Regions from separate parts of the Homo sapiens genome. Here region 1 is linked to region 2. The links are chromatin loops, found by intact Hi-C in ENCODE. Cell type or tissue: K562. All regions are shown on one strand. Each heading gives the region's core, and the rest is flanking DNA. Links, peaks and the distances in the headings are about the cores only.

Region 1 (5,389 bases), core at 319-5,318, 190 kb after region 2:
TACTTGGGCCATTTTGGGTAGTGGACATTGGATTACTATTTTTGTTCAACCAAATAAATGGAAGGCTTCTTAGTATTATTAATGCTCAAAACATGCAACCCACACTCCTATTATGCAATTGAATATTGTTTTGAAGTCATCCTGTAATTACAAGATTTCCTTCCAAATCAGACAATAGGTCTGAAAGTAGTAATTTTGACCTAAATATGTGCAAGAGCTTGAAGGGCTTCTTATAAAAACTAAGAGGAAGACCAAGTTTAGTGGAAAAACACCCAGGCTAGGATTTGGGAGACCTGGGTCCCACTGACATCTCTGCCAATTATTGGCTCTCCAAGTCCCCCTTTGGTTGGGTAATGGGGCCGTCCATCCTAACTCACTCTATTATGTGGAATATAAATATGGGAATCACAATGAAAACTGTAAAATTATATTACATCTAAAAGGCTGCCATGTTTTCTTAAACACTGGTTAATTATGGTAGGTAGAAAGAGGTCTTTTGAAGGCTTTTAGAGCTCATTTTCCCAAATTGTTTTGTGTGGACCTCTGCTTCAGGGAGATGTATTTAGTCAGCTTTTGCTGCATGCCAACTTCAATATCAAAGTGGCTCATATTCCATACACATTCCTATGCTTGCTCGTCTGCAGTTCAGTTAGAGTTCAGTCCTGAAGTTTAAGTTGAAAGGAAGAAACTTGATCTTAGTGGGTACTTAATCTGTTCAGCTCACTAAAAACAAAAACAAAAACAGCTCAGTTGTATGGAAGGAGCATGTTAACCACAAAAAGTAGGGGTAGACCAGAAAGAAGTAAGCTAGAAGGTGGGTTTTGGAATGAGATCAGCGCCAGTGAATCTACCCTTCAGTTCTAGATTTGAGAAAAGTAGTCAACCACCATACCAATGGGCAACAAGTAGGACCAATGGAAACTGTACTCACCCCACCTGTTGAAAACCTGGAGTTTGAGTAGGTCTTGCCTTGTGTAAGAAGGAGTGGAGAAGAAAAAAATCACACCCTACATTTGGTCAGGGCCAAACAAGATTGAGGACAAATAGAACTTTGTGTTAAAATACTTGTCCCAGGTCCAGTTTCGTTTTGCAGGATTCAGAAAGAGTTGTGTTTGTTTAATACAGTCTTATAAAGAATTTCCAATCCCAGAGGATTCATGAAGCAAAGTGATGCTACAGCTTCCACGGTGTGTATGTCAGAGCAGGCAGGATTTTGGAGATTGTATATCCCAACACTGTAATTTTACAAATGGAAAAAGGCACAGGGAGGAAAATAAAGCTCAGGATTATTCAGTTGGAGGAGATAGAAATGCACCTAAGTCCCATAGCTCTTAGTACAGGACATATTTTTTTTTACAATAGCAGCAGCAGCAGCATTATTAAATAATGATCATGGAACATTTATGAATCTAGGCATAGTTCTAAGTATTCTATATGGATTATGACTTTTATGCCTTATAATAGCCCATAGAGGTACACTTCCCCTTTGTACAGGTGAGGAAACCGAGAGAGGCAGAGAGGTTAATAAACTTGTCCCCAGAGTAACATGTAAGAAAATGATAGAGATAGGACATATCATGAAGCAATTTCCAAAGCGTATCTGGCATATACCAGCTTCGCTTCCAGAGACATCTACCTGACCAGAGGTAGAGCAGTAGTTTACACTTCTTCACTTGTTCAGACAATAAAGAAAATGGGTTTTGAGGAAGCCCTGTATGCCTTTCTAAAAGTGCTTTCTAAGACAGAGTACATATTTCCTGATCTTCTGTATATCCGTCATCAAACTCAACTGTCATCTTCTTAATGCCAGGTAGATACTAAACCACAAATCCTCCAAAACAACTGGGCAGAAAGTAGAAGACAATCAGCAGCATTCACTGCTTTCTAAGAAGGCAATTCCCAGGAATACAGTCCTGAAGGTTTAAGTTGAAAAAGAAACTTGATCTTAGTAGGTATGTAATCAGTTTAGCTCACTAAAAACAAAACAAAACAAGACAAAAAACAAACAAACAAACAAACAAAAAAACAACTCTGTCAGGTGGAAGGAACGTGAAACGTGTTAACCCATGAAAAACAGAAGCAGGCCAGAAGGAAGCCAGCTAGAATCTAGGGTTTAGAATGCGAGCAGTGCCTGTCAATCTACCCTTCAGTTCTAGATTTGAGAAAAGTAGTCAACCACCACACCAATGGACAATGAGCAGGACCAACAGAAACTCCATCCACCTACCTATTGAAAACCTGGAGCTTTAATAGGTCTTGCCTTGTTCAAGAAGTAGAGAAGAAAAATAAAACAATTCCTATGGTAGAAAAAAAAAAGATACTGTGCAACAAAGAAAAACCGTATCGAGATGGTTTTTGAGGAAGAATACACATGTGAAAACCAGCTAGTCTGGGATCCAGAAAAATATTTAAGAAATAGTCTGGCATCCTCAGAAAAGTACAAGAAGATATGGTGTCTATGAACCAGGAGCTGCATGGAGACAGATGTATCCAGTAAGGACTAGAGTGAAGCTAAGATATAATGGAAGGGAGACAAAACACTCCCTATCTCTGGAAACAAAATAAAATGGAATACAGGGTGCCAGTTAACCCTTGCAGTAAATGATAATTTAAAAGGAAAATACAAAATACCCACAGGTGAATGATAACGAAAGTATCTCATATCAAAATTTACTGGAAGTCGCTAAGGCAGAGGAAATTTATAGGTTTGAGTAGATTTTCTGTTTTTCCTATTTATTTATATATTAAAGATATATACATGAGGATATTTATCCCCATTTTACAAAAGAGGAAAAAGAAGCTAAGAGAAGTTGAGTAGCTTGTCAAAGTTCACACTACCAGTAATAGCAGAGCCAGGATCTGAACCAGGAGGTCTGGTTCACTCTTAATAAGACAGAAAAATCTCTAGCAAGGTTAAGAAAAAAAGAAAAGATATGAATAAGCAAAATACATGATAAAGAGAGAAAGAAAAAAATGTTTTGAACAACTAGCTTACACTCCAATAAATACGTATATATTAGTTTCCTAGAGCTCTTATAACAAAATACCATAGACTGAGTGGCTTAAGCAACAGAAATGCATTTTCTCACAGCTTTGGAGGCTAGAAGTCTAAGATCAAGGTGTTGGTAGGTTTGGTTTCCCCTGAGGCCTCTCTCCTTGGCTTGCAGATGACTGACTGCCTTCCTACTGTATCCTCACGTGGTCTTTCTTCTGTGTGCAGGCATGCCTGCTGTCACATGTATCTCCTTATAACAACAGCAGGCAGGTTAGATTTGGGCCCACCCTAACAGCCTCATTTTAACATAATCACCTCTCTGAAGGCCCTATCTCTAAATACAGTCACAATTCGAGGAATTGAGGATTAAGACTTTATATGAATTTTCTAGGAATATGATTCAGCCCATAACAGTCTAGAAAAGTGGGTTTCGGGGAAAAAAAACCCACAACTTCCCAGCATAAATGTGAAATAGAAAATTAAATACACCAATAATATAACATGATTATTAATCCTTTCCTTTTACTACCACATTCCTAGTAGATAGAGACTGTGGTTGTTTTACAGGTGAGTCCAAACACACTTTCCAAGGAACAGAAAATCCCTATATTACTTTAGTTGTATCAGAAAATAAAAGATAAGAAAAAGTTGCCCAACTCATTTCATTCTAAAAGTGGATTGAATAGGTATAATAAATAAAAGTAAATTATAGACCAATGTTTAAGACATAGGTACAAAAATCCCAGACTTTATATTATTTAAAAGTAATTACAGCAATATGTATAGGAATTAATACATCATTATCAAGTTCAATTTATTCCAGGTATGTAAATATACTTCAACTTTGGTACAAGTTTGGTACAACTTCAGACACATTATCTTTCAGGTAATTTGCTAATGTTACTAAAAAAAAAAAAACACCCCAGAAGAAAAGTTAAAACCCTAAACAAAAACAAGAAAAAGAAGAGTATAAGAATTAGAAGAAAAAAGAGGAAATTAGCATTTTAGAAATTTTATATGATGATTTAATATGGAACACCTACAACAAGCTACAGATACATTACTAAAATTGATTAAAAAGTTTAGATAAGTTGTTGGATAAAAATCAATATACAAATACATTGTATTTCTATACAACAGCAACAAAGCTCTAAAAGAGCTGAAATTAAAAGTTACAATTTAATTTACAATGGCAATTTTACACATACACACACACACACACACACACCAGGGAATGAGCTGAAAAAATAAAGACCTTAATGGAGACAATTATTAAATTTATTAAAAGATATTAAAAATACCAGAATTAATAGAAGATATATCATATGTATGAATTTGTAGACAAAATATTTTGAGATGCTGTATCTACTCAAATGGAACAATATATTCAATGGGATTAAAATATGTATCTGAAGGCAATCTGTGTTGTACTAAAAAGCTTGAAATGACAAAGCTTGAAAGCTGGTTCTAAAATTTATATAGATGACTTGAGGGTCTGAGAATGACCCAAATTGTCCTGAAAAAGATGAAGCAAATTTTATTATTAAGCTTATTAAATAAGAAGTGAGTGAGTGACTGGTATGAGGACTAAGGGACCAAGGGAGCAATGGAACATAACAAACTTGGTATGTGACAGAGGTGGCATTGCTGAAAACCAGTGAAATGAGGGAATTGGTCAACATATGGGGTTGAAATAATTGGTTACTTACATGGAAGAAGTGGAATTGGATGTTCACTTTACCATGAACATAGATATCAATTCCATGTCTATTAAAAATGTAAATGTGAGGCTGGGTGCGATGGCTCAAGCCTGTAATCCCAGCACTTTGGGAGGCCAAGGCAGGCGTATCACAAGGTCAGGAGTTCGAGACCAGCTTGGCCAATATGGTGAAACCCTGTCTCTACTAAAGATACAAAAAAATTAGCCAGGCGTGGTGGCACACACCTGTAATCCCAACTACTTGGGAGGCTGAGGCAGGAGAATTACTTGAACCTGGGAGGTGGAGGTTGCAGTGAGCCGAGATTGTGCCACTACACTCCAGCCTGGGTGACAGAGTGAGACTCTGTCTCAAAAAAAAAAAAAAAAAGTAAATGTGGAAGGTAAAAGTCTACAAAGGGAGTATCTGTGACTTGGGGCAGGGAAATATTGCTTAGACAAAACACAAAGCGCACAAACCATAAAGAGAAAGATTGGTAAATTTGAGCACATTAAGAACCTCTGTTCATCAGGAGACACTGTAAGGACAGCAGAAAGCAGACTTGGAGAATGTTGTGTGTGTGTGCGTGTGTGTATCTAGCAAATAATTAGTATTCAGATATACAAATCAATATTGATTTTTCTACAAATCAATAAGAAAAAGACAATACCATGGACATGTTCTCAAACTCCTTAGT
Region 2 (5,389 bases), core at 271-5,270:
TCTTCTGTCAATGTGGTTTATATTTTCACTTTCTTAATGGTGTCTTTGGATGAACCGAAATTCTTTAATGCAGTCTACTTTATTGATTTGCTTCACAGTTCCTACTTTTTGAGTACTGTTTAAGAATTCTGTTTGCGTCAATATCGTGATATTACTTTATGTAGGTTTTCTTCTGAAAGCTTTGTTTTAGAGTATATTGATTTTTAAAAAATTTAAATGCATTTGTTCACATATCAGCCTGATCTATTGAAAAACACTTAAACACTTAAATAAGCTTAAATAATAACTTTTCCACAAACTATCTATGTGATCTTCGGCAAGGCAGTTAGCATTTTTTGTTGTTGTTGTTTATTTTTAAATTATTACCTTTCCTATGGTGCTGAAGGGCAGTTAGCATTTGAACTTAATTTCTTTAACTATAGTATGATAATAATAATATCCATCTTAGAGTATTGTTGTAAGCATCATGACTATCTAAATGTTAGCTATTATTAAAAAGTCAGCTATTAGCAAAGACATTTTCAGAGACAATTGGAGATACTTAGATATAGATTGGATGTTAGATGACAGTAAGGAATTATTAATTTTGTGTTGTGTAGGAAAATGTCCCCATTAGGAAATGCATCATGAAAAATTAAGAGGTGAAGTAAAATGTCTCAATTCATTCTTTAAAAGTTCAGCAAAAACAATAAAATCCCAAATATCTAGATAAAGCAAACTTGCAAAATGTTTCAAATTATTGAATTTTTTGTTTGTTTGTTTGAAGTGGAGTCTTACTTTGTCACCCAGGCTGGAGTGCAGGGCACTATCTTGGCTCACTGCAACGACCGCCTCCTGGGTTCAAGTGATTCTCTTGCTTCAGCCTCATGAGTAGCTGGAATTACAGGCATACACCACCACACCTGGCTAATTTTTGTATTTTTATTAGAGACGGGGTTTCACTATGTTGACCAGGCTGGTCTCGAACTCCTGAACTCAAGTGATCCACCCACCTTGGCCTCCCAAACTGCTGGGATTACAGATGTGAACCACCATGCCTAGCCAAATTATTGAATTTATACATTAGATATGTAGATATTCATCATGTGAAATTCTTTCAGCTTTTTTGGTATGTTTGAAATTTTCATAATAAAATATTCAAGGAAAGTTAGTAATGAATCTATAGCATTCCTATTATTTAACATTTTCTCCAAAGCTAAAGGTGCAGAAGGACCTAATTAAATGGATTTGAGTCACTTAGCCTGTTCTGCCTGGGAAAGGAGATTAAAATGAATTTAAAATAAAATGTGAACTATATCCCTGCATACTTGAGTGGGATAAAGCTGAGCCATAAAAATCCAGGTTTTACTGGGTGTAGAAAAAAGGAGAAGGTGAGGAAGGGGTATGAGATGTACTGAGTGCTGTTAAGGGTCAGATACTCTGCTGGGTGCTGTAAATATCACCTATCATTCATAAAGCAATTCTACGAGGTAAGCAATATTAGAAAAGTTTGATATGAAAAGTTTGATAGAAAAGCTTTGGATAACTTGACTAACACAACTAGTGGATAGTGGAGTGAGGATTTGTACCCAGATCTGTGTTTTTGCACACAGATCTGTTTTTGCTTTTCTTCTTTCGTTCCTACTTTCCTCTCTCCCTCCCACCGTTGTCACTTTTTTCCCACCTTCACTCCCTTTCCTTCGTTCTTCCTTTCTTTCTGACTTCTTTACAAATGTTTTTATTTTTTATTTACTTTTTACTTTTTGAGATGGAGTTTCGCTCTTGTTGCCCAGGCTGGAGTACAATGGCGCGATCTCAACGCACTACAACCTCTGCCTCCCAGGTTCAAGGAATTCTTCTGCCTCAGCCTCCCGAGTAGCTGGGATTACAGGTGCCTGCCACCACACCTGGCTAATTATTTGTGTTTTTAGTAGAGACGGGGTTTCACCATGTTGGCCAGGCTGGTCTTGAACTCTTGACCTCAGATGATCTACCCACCTTGGCCTCCCAAAGTGCTGGGATTACAGGCATGAGCCACCGCACCCGGCCTGGTTTTTTTTTTTTGTTTTTTTTTTTTAATGAATATTACGCTTTTCATTGTAGAAACTCTGGAAAACACGTTTGTATTAATTTAGGTTTTGCTACATAATAAACCACCCCAAACTTTTTTCTTTTTTCCTGAGACAGGGTCTTGGTGTATTGCCTAGGCTGGGGTGCAGTGGCATGAATGTGGCTCATTACAGCTTCGACTTCCTGGGCTCAAGCAATCCTCCTGCCTCAGTTTCCTGAGTGGCTGGGACCACAGGCACACACCATCATGCCTGGCTATTTTCTTTAATTTTTTTTTGTAGAGATGGGGTCTCATCATGTTGCCTAGGCTGGTCTCAAACTCCTGGGCTCAAGTGATCCTCCTGCCTTGGCTTCCCAAAGTACTGGGAATATAGGTGTGAGCCATTAGACCCAGCCAGTTTTTTTATTTTTTATTTTTATTATTTTACACTGTGTTGAGATAACCACCCCCAAAATTAGTGGCTTAAGACAGCATACATTCAGGTCACAATTCTGCTGGCAGTAATTTAAATGGGCTCAGAGGGCAGTTCTTCCAGTCTGGGCCAACCTCAGCTGTTGTCATTGGGGCTCACTCAAACGTATGAGGCATCAGCTGGGATGTCAGGATCAGCTCCTCCATGTGGCCTCCCATCCTACAGCAGACTAGCTTGGGCTTGTTCTCTTGGAGAAGGAGAAGAGGAGCCAAGAGAGCAAGCAGAAATCCACAATGCTCTTGGGCCTGTGTCTGGAGCTGGTAAAACAGTACTTCCCCTCTGCCTCAGTCAGCTCAGGCTGCTGTCACAGAACATCATAGACTGGATAGCATAAACAACACACACTTATATCTCACCATTCTGGTGGCTGGGAAAGTCAAGATAAAGGTGCTGGCAGATTCAGTTGCTATGAGGACCCTTATCCTGGCTTGCAGAAGGCTGCTTGCTGTCTTCTCATTGAGTCCTCACATGGGGGTAGATGGGGTGTGTGTGAGAGAGAGCCAGAGAGACAGTGAGCACATGCTCTGGTGTTTCTTCTTTTCCTTATAAGGACACTAATCCCATGATGGGGGCCCTACCCACATAACCTCATTTAAACGTAATCATCTTCCAAAGGCCCCCATCTCCAAATACTACCACACTGGGAGTTAGGCCTTCAACATAGGAATTTTGGAGGGACACAGACACTCCCCAACACCCTCTATTGTACAAAGCAAGTCACAAGGCCAGCCCAGATTCAAGGAGTGAAGAAGTGTACCCTACCTCTTGGTGAGAAGAAATATAAAATAATATTGCATTGTGATATGGGTGGCAGCAAGTGAGGGTGAGTGGGATGAATGTTTGCAGCCATTTTTGCAAACATTTTTTCATAACATACAAAAATAAACATCTACTTTAAGTCATTTCTAATACCATTATCAAGAGCTAATTATTGTTAATATGTTGGTCTATGCACAAATAGGGGCAGATATGCACGTACAGAGGCATAGTTTTGTCTGTACACATACAGAGGCAGATTGCTTTTAAGAATATAATTTTCATTTAGAATCAAACTTATGTTCTATTAGTGTATTTTCCCAGGTATTAAATTTTCCTTGAAAACATGTTTACCCTATGATGCAAAGGAAATCAACATAAATTACTATGTTCCAGGCATTGTGCTAAGCACTTTCACTCAGTTATCTTAACTAAAAAACAAGTTTCTTGTTAATTTGCAGGGTTAATTTGCATCAAAACAAGGAATTCATTTGTTGCTACAAAGAAAAAGCAATGAAAGGACTTTGTGAAAAGGTTCAGAGAAAATGATAATGGTTAAGACATATCAGCAATACCCATTTTTCTCTTGAAACCTGACTTGTGAACTATAACAGAAAATACAGAAGATAAATCCTTGTACCTATTGCCCACCAATCCAGTCTTTCCATTTTATAGGTGAAGTCATGTCATTATTTATGTATTTGTTTGATTTGGCTGTATTTCAGGATCATGTTGAACATCAGTTCTTATTGTATGGGTAACATAAATAAGAAGCAGAAAATGTAGAGGGCAAAGGCCAAAGTTTGATCCTGGGCTTGGGACTGATTAGTTGTTGACTATGAAAAAAAAATCACTTAATTTTTTTGAGTTCAATTTTATCATCTGTAATTACAAAAGCTTCAATCTTCTTAAAATTGGTGTGAAGATTGACTACAGCATTTTATATCTGCACTGTCTGATGTAGTAGCCACTGGCTATAAGTGGCTATTGAGCATTTGAAATGTGGCTAGTCCAATTGAGATGTGCTGTAAGTATAAAATACACAGTAGATTTTGAACACTTAGGTGGAAAAATATATAAAATATCTTATTGATTACATGTTGAAATGGCAATATATTGTACCCATTGAGTTAAATAAAGTGTTATTAAAATTAATTCACTTGTTTATTTTTTAAATTCACTTGTAAAAATTTATTTTGGCTGCTGGAAATTAAAATATTACACATATGGCTCACATTATATTTCTGCTGGACAATGTTTTGCTTAAAAAATGTTCTCTGTACAATATAGAGTACAGCATAAATGTTAGTTATAGCCAGAAAAAAAGTATAGGAGGTTTAGTTGAATATGTAAGGATTCTAAGTGGTAGCATGATGCTTATTATTTTTGCTACATTTATAATGTAAGCTTTTATTTAGGCATCTGAAGTTTTTCTTTTTATGTGTTATAGAGAAGTAGGGATGGAAGTGCTAATCCAATTATGTGAGGAAATCATAATAACTTCAGTGTATTGAGCTACAGTGATGCAGGCATTGTGTTAAGTACTGTATTAGGCAGGATTCCTTTGATTACAAGTGACAGAGATGCAATCTGAATTAACTAAATTGAAAAAGGGGGATCTTGTAATTGTATGAAGCATGGGAGTGCATCTGGGTCTCCTGAATTTCTAGAATATAAACACTGTTTTTCCTATATACCTATCTTCCTCTCTCAAATTTACTTCTCCCTCCTCAGCAGCATTGTTCTCTCAGATCACTTGTCTCCATATGTCAGAAAGAATGGCTCCTTCAACCTCTGTGTGTCATCTTTGCTCTAGGGAAGGATAGACTCAGACTTGCTCTTTCTGGTTTTAAATGGAAAAGTCCTGTGAAAAAGCCATGGTTGACCTAGCTTGGTTATAGGTACCTATCCCTGGGCTATGGCAGCTCTAACCCAACCACAGAAGAGAATTTCCCAGAAAAAGGGACCATTCTTCTTGGTTGATAAAAGAATAAATGTACACTATAGCTACTCTAGCTAATTTAATATGTACAGCCAATCAGTAGGGTAGTACCTCAATGAACAAATGAGAAACTGAGACTCAGAAAAGTTATGTATTTCATTCAAGTTCA

Evidence for each region. Hi-C counts contacts between places; a loop is a spot of excess contacts. Peaks named below come from ENCODE experiments on the same cell type or tissue, not always from the same donor. Only the 100,000 strongest peaks of a DNase experiment are listed, where the experiment ranks them.
Region 1: it touches region 2 in a loop (5-fold over the local background); 1 of 110 quality-filtered maps calls a loop at or near these places.

Annotation. Positions count from the first base shown.
Region 1 is chr1:65,477,923-65,483,311 of GRCh38, forward strand. All of the region lies in intron 2 of LEPR (leptin receptor), which reads left to right. Among named protein-coding and RNA genes, the nearest start is that of LEPROT, 60 kb to the left of the region's middle. In K562, for the core only: no CTCF peak of the experiment used is centred there; a DNase peak (open chromatin) is centred at 3,249; H3K4me3 peaks cover 2,902 bases.
Region 2 is chr1:65,290,290-65,295,678 of GRCh38, forward strand. All of the region lies in intron 2 of DNAJC6-AS1 (DNAJC6 antisense RNA 1), which reads right to left. It also overlaps a transcript of DNAJC6 not described here. Among named protein-coding and RNA genes, the nearest start is that of DNAJC6-AS1, 16 kb to the right of the region's middle. In K562, for the core only: no CTCF peak of the experiment used is centred there; a DNase peak (open chromatin) is centred at 2,952.